Linked DNA regions of Homo sapiens: region 1 is linked to region 2. A link is a loop called in an ENCODE intact Hi-C map of the cell type or tissue named here. Cell type or tissue: IMR-90. All regions are shown on one strand. Each heading gives the region's core, and the rest is flanking DNA. Links, peaks and the distances in the headings are about the cores only. Region 1 overlaps CEP164 (centrosomal protein 164). Region 2 has its middle 31 kb from the start of BUD13.

The links. Hi-C counts contacts between places; a loop is a spot of excess contacts. Peaks named below come from ENCODE experiments on the same cell type or tissue, not always from the same donor. Only the 100,000 strongest peaks of a DNase experiment are listed, where the experiment ranks them.
Region 1: a loop joins it to region 2, with 4 times the contacts of the local background. A loop is called at or near these places in 1 of 110 quality-filtered maps.

Annotation. Positions count from the first base shown.
Region 1 is chr11:117,381,807-117,386,182 of GRCh38, reverse strand. CEP164 (centrosomal protein 164) reads right to left here. Exons shown (of 33, transcript NM_014956.5): 13 at 4,315-4,376; 14 at 3,241-3,387. Among named protein-coding and RNA genes, the nearest start is that of CEP164, 56 kb to the right of the region's middle. RefSeq lists enhancers at 3,275-3,776, 3,944-4,376. In IMR-90, for the core only: no CTCF peak of the experiment used is centred there; a DNase peak (open chromatin) is centred at 1,932.
Region 2 is chr11:116,740,268-116,744,655 of GRCh38, reverse strand. No RefSeq gene overlaps it. Among named protein-coding and RNA genes, the nearest start is that of BUD13, 31 kb to the left of the region's middle. RefSeq lists a silencer at 1,590-1,689. In IMR-90, for the core only: a CTCF peak has its summit at 1,677; DNase peaks (open chromatin) are centred at 1,675 and 2,305.

The DNA of each region.
Region 1 (4,376 bases), core at 377-4,376, 640 kb before region 2:
CCTCCTCGCACAGCACTCAGGCTGTTGCAGGCCTGGCATGGTGGCTCAGTCAACCTAAGCGGAAAGTGTGGGCATGATCCAAAACAAAGAGGGCTGGGCAAGAGTCAAACAGGGGAGCTGGTCCTCCCTGCTGTGGACTCAGAATCCCTTCTCCCTCCAGCTCGAGCCCCGCTGCAGATGGAAAGCAGCGGGCAGGACCGGATTAGAACAGTAGAGGAAAACAAGGGCTTACGAATCCCATTGCAGCACCTTGAGACTATAGAGAGAGGAAGACAGGACAGGCTACTGTCATCTCTGAATTACCATAAAGACCTTTCGTTTCCCCTTTCCTAAAATCATAACTCGGACCAGAAATGATCTTCAGCCTATGCCTTCAATTCTCTTCTGCTCCCAACTCCATCTTCTCCTTCCTTCCAAAGCCTGGCTTCCTCTCAGTCCCCTGACACAGCCCAATTAATGCATATATAAGACATGTGGCTGCCACCTCCTCTGAGAATCCTGCCCTCAGAAAGAGGCTTCCCCCACAGCTCTCCGCCTCATCAACCCTCCAACTCATTTCCAACCTTGGCTGAAAACATCTTTTTTCCCTGAGATGGTACCTTTTAATGTCTCTCTCTCCTGCAGGCTGCAAGCTATGTGGAGCCCTAGGGATAATGCTGTGGAAAGATGGGGCATCAGACCATGTGGGGCATGTGCCCAGGCTATGAGCACCAGTGAACTTGCACAGAGGCAACCTGGGCTGTCTGTCAGTGGACCTCTTCTCCCTCGCACTGTTTTAAAGGTCTAGTAGCCCAAACTGCTAGCTCAGTTCCAAGGCAGTAAACAATGCCTGAAAGGTCCATGACATGATTGGGAAGTTGAGGACTCCAGGGGAAGAAACAGCTCTGATTTCTAGGCCAACTCCTCAGGTATCAGAATCAGTGGGACCCAGTTTCCTACAGTGAGTGACAAAGGGGAGGCTCTGCAGGAGCATAATCATTTCAGGCTGGCCACCAAGTAGCTCAAAGATACGGGAGAGAAAGCAAGAAGGGAAAGCAGGGAGAGACAGGGAAGAAAGAGAGCGGAGGGCGGGGAAATGGCACCTAGAAACACTGTGAAATGGTTTTCATGGTACTACCACAAAAGTTATGTCTCCTCTCATACTCAACTTGGTGGTTTGGATTCTTTTACCCTCTTCTCTGGAAATCCTCACGAAAGATGCTGGCATGACACGGGGAGGACCTTCCTGTTTCCTAGCCCTGGCCTTGGCCAGAAAGCATTCGGTGAGTGGCACATGTTGCCTCCTGGACCTACCTGCTCCCTCTAGCTTGCCCTCTGCTCCTAACCCTTCAGATCCAGCTTGACTACACCTTTGGAAGCTGACAGACACAGAGCTACTCCCACAAAACCTAGACAACCCATCCATTCCTGATGCCGCTGTAAAGATTAATAACACGGAAGCGATGGGGCCTGAAGAGACTCAGGAAAGGAAGAGAAGGCATTTCCTAAGGGGATGGTATAAACTGAAACTGCGTGGTCAGGTATTTCTCAGACCCTAGCAGGGGCAGCCTCGCTGGGATGGCGGGAGAAACACAAGACAAAGGAATGAATCGGCCAAGGCAACTGGGGAGGAGCTGGGGAAGCCAAGGCCCCAACTGAGCCCGGCTGCCCAGGCTTCCCTCTAGAGGTCCTGGGAAGACATCCCTCTGACCTCTGCCCAATCTTCCTCTCTCTGAACTACATCCACCTCCTGTCCTCACAGAAAGCATCCTGAACTGGCTAACCACAGCCACCAAGGTGACAGGAAAGCCATATAATTCCTCCAGGTCACAGTTTTCACTGTAGGATGTATCACCATCTGAAAGACATGACCACCCCTTCCATACACCACTCCTGCAATGTTATGGTGACAACATGAGATCCTGAGCTCACGTGCCCTGCCAGCTCTCAGTGAGTAATGTGTGCATGAACTTGCTGTGAGTAATGTGTGCATAAACCTGTCTCTGCTCATGAGTCAGTCCCAAATCCTTTAGACCTGCTCAGTTCACAGAAGGGAAAATGTTAAGTCCTGATCCTTCTCTTTCTCTATGCAGAGAAAAGGAACAGTGGCTGCAGACTAAAGTCAGAAGTCTAGGGCTCTAGTGACTATAAACTAGTGTTTTTATTTGAGACAGAGTTTCGCTCTTGTTGCCCAGGCTGGAATACAGTGGCACGATCTCGGCTCACTGCAACCTCCACCTCCCAGGTTCAAGCAATTCTCCTGCCTCTGTCTTCCAAGTAGCTGGGATTATAGGCACCTGCCACCACGCCCAGCTAATTTTTGTATTTTTAGTAGAGACGGGGTTTCGCCATGTTGGCCAGCTGGTCTCAAACTCCTGACCTCAGGTGATCCACCTGCCTCGGCCTCCCAGAGTGCTGGGATTACAGGTGTGAGCCACCGCGCCCGGCCTATAATCTAGTTCTAATTCTGCCACTGACTAGCGATGTTACCTTAGATGAATCCCTTCACTTCTCTGAGCCTCAGTTTCCTCGTCTGAAAACTGAGTAGGAAGGGGAAGGGTAAGAATGGAAGGAGAAAAGCTAAATGATTTCTAAATTTTAGAAGTACTTGGTTCAACAACATAGGTGAATCAGAAAAACACACTGAGCTTTGAACACAAGCACAAAAGATCAATCCTGTATACTGTATAATTCCATGTATGTGAAGTAGAGAACTGGAAAAATGACCCTTTGGCCAGAACTTGGAGCTCACAGGCCAGAACAGTGAAGATCTGGGGTGAGTGGTTTGAGAGGGGCACGAGGAAACTTCCTCGAGGGATGGAGACATTCCCTGTTTGAGTGGCCATTATACAGTGTGCACAGATGCAAACTTTCACTGAACTGTACACTTTAGGCCTATGTACTGCAGTGTACATACATACCTCAACAACATTTTTGAAGAGAAAAACAGTGCTTGGTAGACAGGAAACATGATTTAGCAAGTTTAGCAAATGAGCCAGGAGGTACCCCCTCATCTGCCCTTGTACCTCAAGTCCTGACCAGGAGCCCCAGAGACCAAAGCTAACCCCAGGTAAGGATCAGTCATGCCTGTGTGGGGCTCTCAAGGCTGCACACAGAGCACCAAGGATATGCTTAATCTCCCTACACTCTAACCCTTGGCCAGAGCCTGAGCCCCACCTCCCACCACCCAAGAGTGAATAGGCACTGAAGCAGCCCACACGCAGTGGAGGTCAGGGACAGACACACAAAACTGGCCCTTACACCTCTGGAGAGACTGGCGGGGTGGGGCTGACCGCCACCTTCTCCTCAGGATCCTCTGCCTCTTCCTGCCCAGGGCCCAGCTCCTCGGCCTGGGAATGCTGCTCCTTGCCCTTCTCACAGGCAGCAGGTGGGCTTGGGGCCTGCTCCCTTGATAGCAGTAAGGAAACAACTGTGTTAAAGCCAGTAAGAAAGCAAGAGGCTTAAGATGTACGCCATTTGGGGTCAAAGAGCTATGACAGAGACAAGAGAGACAGCCCAACAATTTCCCTACCTCGGGTCTTAGACCTCCCTCTCCCCGCCCTTCCTCTCCCTGAATTATTTGCATCAAAGACTAGAGACTCCTGCCTCACAATGGAAGCAAGATGGTTATGGTACCCCAGGAGCTCCGTACACAGCAGGTGTTCAGTGGATGCTGTTGATTGCACATCGATGCTGCTCAGGTTCCCTAGTGACTCATTCCAACCCAATGAATTCTAAGACCAGCATGTTTCTCTTGCTAGGGGGACAGACAACTAGCAAATGTCCACCACGCTCTTGACTAGGCTAAGAAAAAAGGTCCTCTCAGCTGGACCCAGAGTTATCTGGGCTTCCCTCTCCCTGGGCCGAGCACATAACAGGGCTCCAGCTGGGGTTGCTGAATGACAAGAAGTAGGATGACTATTGGAAACAGGGGTGCTGGTAGGGAGGGGACTAGAGAAAGGGCTTCCCTGACAGGAATGGAGCAGCCAGGGTGATACCAGTCTCTGCTCCAGCCCCTTGCAGGGAGGCAGCTGTGACAAAAGAGACACCTCCTTATTCAAGAGTTTCTAAGTTCCTCTAATCAGACCACATACCCTGATTTCAGCTGTAGACTGAGGACTAGGAAGAGGCACATTTCCTCATATCCAGATCCCATGGGACACTAAGCAGAGCCTCTGCTGCTGCTGCTGCTGAGGCTACAAACCCGCCCCAGCTCCCCACTCCCTCCCCAAGCCAACCCCACCCCCATCTCTCTCAGCACTAGCACACATACCCACTACACACAGAGCAGCCACCAGCCCTCATCCTCATGAGGATGCTTCCCCTCATCCTTACCTCTGGAGGGACAGCTGCAGGCTGAGGCTGGCTGCAGAGTCCTCCCCAAGCTCCTCTGCCTC
Region 2 (4,388 bases), core at 84-4,083:
ATGCAAGCTGTTAGGAATTTCGTGAAATGGTAGACTTCAAGTGAAAAAATAAGGAACAGTGAAATTTAAAGCAAAAATCAGCTATATAAACACATGAAGTGATATTATTTTATAAGGAGGATATACACCTTAATCAGTAGAATAGGTTTGTGGGAGGGAACAGAATGAGACTAGAATGGAGAATGAAGCGGGGAAAGGGAAGCAAAGAGGGCTTTGCATGGATGAAAGTGATCGTGTATCATGAACTCAGGCCTGTGATAACTCAGTTCTGTGCACCTGAAGCCCTAAGTGCAGCTCCAGAAGCAAGGTCTGGTTTCATGGAATTGACATTTAGTACCCATATTAGTTAGGGTAGACTAAACTGCTAAAGCAGACTCCAAATAGACATGTGTTTCCCCCCTGCTCACTCGTGTAACATGCAGGTCGTTTCAGGTTGAGAAAGTAGGAGTGAGATACTCTATGAAGTTGTTTAGGGATCAGGCTGATGCCAGCTTCACTATGGCTTCCAAGGTTGTGTTGGGCATTACCATTTTAGTGAGTTGAGCAGAACGTGAAGGATTGCTTGGCAGATGTTACCGGCTAGCTCTAGAAGCGGCACACACTTCTACTCATATTCTGTTGGTAAGAACCTAGTCACAAGGCTCCCTCTTAATGCAAAGGAGCCCGAGGCATATAATATGCATCAGGAAGAAGGGATAAATGGATGTTGTTGGACACATAACATATTATCTTTGCCACATTATATACTTCTCAGACTTGTAAAGAAAGGCTGTCCATCCCCCAGCCATTTGAGACATACATAGATTTTTAAATAGTTTTGAGACCTGAAAATCCCGAAGGGAGTATCAGTTGGGGTCACTACCAAGTTAGGGATGTCTCTTCCCTAACTCTGGCCAGTGATTGTCAGAGAAGGGCTTAGGTAGGGAGATAAAATGTAAACTGGAATTGTGTCGAGAATCAGCATTTATGAGATGGAAGTACTTTATTTATTTTTACAGCTCAGATCTTGCTGTGTTGCCCAGGCTGGAGTGCTATGGCATGCTTGAAACTTGTGGGCTGTGATCCTACTGTCTCGCCTTCCCAAGGTGGCAGAGGAGGCATTCAACTCCTAGCTCATTGTCACACCCCTTCTGCACAGCTAGGTTTTGTTTCTGTATGGGTTCGGGTTTTAACTTCATTTTTGTGGGACCCTCACGCTGTTTCTTAGGAACACCTCACTCTTAAGAGGCTCAGAGGCTTTAGAAATCTGAAATCACTTTTTTTCCCTTAACAAAGGAATGTATTATTTATTTATTTATTCATTTTTTATTTTTTTGAGACCGAGTCTCGCTCTGTCGCTTAGGCTGGAGTGCAGTGGCACGATCTCGGCTCACTGCGACCTCCACCTCCTGGGTTCAAGCAATTCTGCCTCAGTCTTCCGAGTAGCTGAGATTACAGGCATGCGCAGGAATGTATTATTTATTTTTAAGCAGAGATTAAGGTGTAGGGAAAGCAGTTAGATTCTGTTTCAGGTGAGCTCTATGTTTATTTAGTAGGCATTAGTGAACATTTAAAAACTCCACCCCCTCCAATTTCTCTGCCTGTAAGTGTGAGAACACAGCACATCTTGTAGGGCAGAGATCGCAAGCCTGTCCAGTCCCTAGCTGACTGTCATTTCCTAGGCTGTCTACTAGAGGGCAGTGTGATATGCCTTTTCTAGACTGGCGAAAGCGGAGCCCTGGGTCTATACACACTTAATAATAGTAGGCCTTAGATCTAGAACATAATCCTGTTTCCAATATGGAAAAGATTTTCAAGAGAGAGACCTAGTATTTAGGTTTTGACCAGAATCTCCCTTACTTGGGCTTTGGAAACCTTTCTCTACGTGGAAGATTTTTTTTTTCCTTTTAATCAAATCTCCTTTCTTGCGCCTCCTCCACTTTCAAGTTTAGACTTAAGAAGCCATGAGCAATGTGAAAAACCTCTGAATTGTACATTTTAAAAGGGTGAACTTTATGGTATGATAATTATATCTGAATTTAAAAATATTAAAACAGGCCGGGAATGGTAGTGCATTCCTGTAATTCCAGCTACTCAAGAGGTCAAGTGGGAGGATCACTTAAGCACAGGAGTTCAGGACCAGCCTGGACAATGAGACCCCATCTCAATGAAATAAATAAAATTTAAAAAATGTAAAAACAACAAAAAAGAAGAATCACTGAGCAGACACTCTGGCTCAGATAGAATATAATAGTAGTAATAGACGTAGTAATAGACTGGAATGACTCAGTCTCTCCTTTATCTCTCCTGAATGATTCAAACTTGATGGTGTTGATCTTGGCCTTATACAGCTTCACCCTTTCAGAAAACAAGGGCACGTGGGCGATCTTGGTGGTAGGTTGATACTCAGGCAGTACCTGTGAACCCACCCCCTTGGGAGGGGACAGAGAGCAGTCTGCTGAAAAAGGAGTCAGTCTTTCCCTCCGCATATCACATCCAGCGCCCTCTGTCAGCTAAGGAATTACAAAGTGTGTGACTTTATCCTGTCACACGTAAAAATGCAATCTCTAGTGCTTAGTAAACAGGGCCTGTTTTCTTTATTTTCCTTTTAGTAGGAGAGGAAGCAATTGTGCAGAGAGGTTAACTTGCTCAAAATCGCTCTGAGTTGGGAAAGAGTCAGAATTTAAACAACAGATTCCTCTCCCTGCAGTTGTCACCCCCACCTATCTTCACTCCAGTAGCAAGGTAAGAGGTGAGGGGGCAGTCCAAGGGACTGTTTCCTGTCCAGAGCAGTTCTTACCAGGGGTTCTCATAGCCTCTGCAAGGAGGTCCTAGTGTACTTGAAGCTGAGTTCCCCAGTCCTGGAAGAACTGCTTGCTGGTAGTTTCAGTTTGGAACTCGGCTTTGAAGATCCTAACCAAGTGTGTTAGAGGGGCACGTGCCCTTGACTCGTGTGTGTGTGTGTGTGTGTGTGTGTGTGTGTGTGTTTTGAGACAGTTTCATTCTGTCACCCAGGCTGGAGTACAGTGGCGCGATCTCAGCTCACTGTAACCTCTGCCTCCTGGGTTCAGGCAATTCTTCTGCCTCAGCCTCCCCAGTAGCTGGGATTACAGATGTGCGCCACCACACCCAGCTGATTTTTGTATTTTCAGTAGAGACCGGGTTTCACCATGTTGGTCAGGCTGGTCTCAAACTCCTGATCTCAGGTGATCCGCCCACCTTGCCTCCCAAAGTGTTGGGATTATAGGCGTGAGCCACTGCGCCTGGCCCCTTGTCTCTTTTTGCCAGGGGCTTGGGAGGTGGTAGACAAGACCTCTGGGAAGAGAGGAATGCCTGTCTGGGAAAAAAATTATTGTTTTAATTGCTCTCTTTCATTAAGTACTTACTGTGTGTCAAACGTGTATGTTCAGTGCGTACTTACATTACCTCTGTTGTCAGGGAGAGATCAGTCTGTGAATGGTTGTAGATTAGGGAGAGCCACATTTCTGGGTCTCCCAAGAAAAGGGGGGTTGGGATATCCCAGCAGGATAAACTCTTCCTTGTTTTCCCCCATACATCCTGAAGTTATAGGACCTTCATGCTGATTACTTGTTGACAGAGAGCTTGGGCACTTTACCCTGGTCACTGTGTCCCCATCAAATTTGACAGTGCTGTTGCCAGCCAGGATGGCCGTCTCCTGCTTTGGCCAGCTCAGCTCTTCATGCAGATTAAGTAGTGGGCTGCCAGCCGGGGGCAGTTTCCTTCTGCACATGCTGGATATGTTTGCTGCCCGGGGTAAAAATAATGCTGCAGGATGGAGCCATGCCAAGGGGCTTCAGGTGGTATTTAACATCTCCTGGGGCTATTTCCTCCTGGGCTTCCAACTGCTGAAAAGCAGCTCCCTTCTGCTGCTCCCCCCAGTGGGAAGTTCAGTTTGTGGGGGGTTGAGGGGGGGCGAGGGGGGGTCCTTCTGACCTTCCCTTCATTAATTGGGCTTAGTAGGGGAAGTCAGTGGTGGTCAGTCTCCTAGAGTGAGAGGTCATCAAAAAGTAGTCCATGTTACCTCCTATCAAGTTACTTAACTTCTCTGAGCCACAGTTTCCTTATTTATTTATTTTTTGTTTTTTTTTTTGATACAGAGTCTCGCTCTTGTCCCTCAGGCTGGAGTGCAGTGGCGCAATCTCAGCTCACTGCAACCTCCGCCTCCCGGGTTCAAGTGATTCTCCTGCCTCAGCCTCCTGAGTAGCTGGGATTACAGGCTCCTGCCACCATGCCCGGCTAATTTTTGTATTTTTAATAGAGACGGGGTTTCACCATGTTGGCCAGGCTGGTCTCGAACTCCTGACCTCAGGTGATCCACCCACCTTGGCCTCCCAAAGTGCTGGGATTACAGGCGTGAGCCACTGCACCTGGCCACACAATTTCCTTAT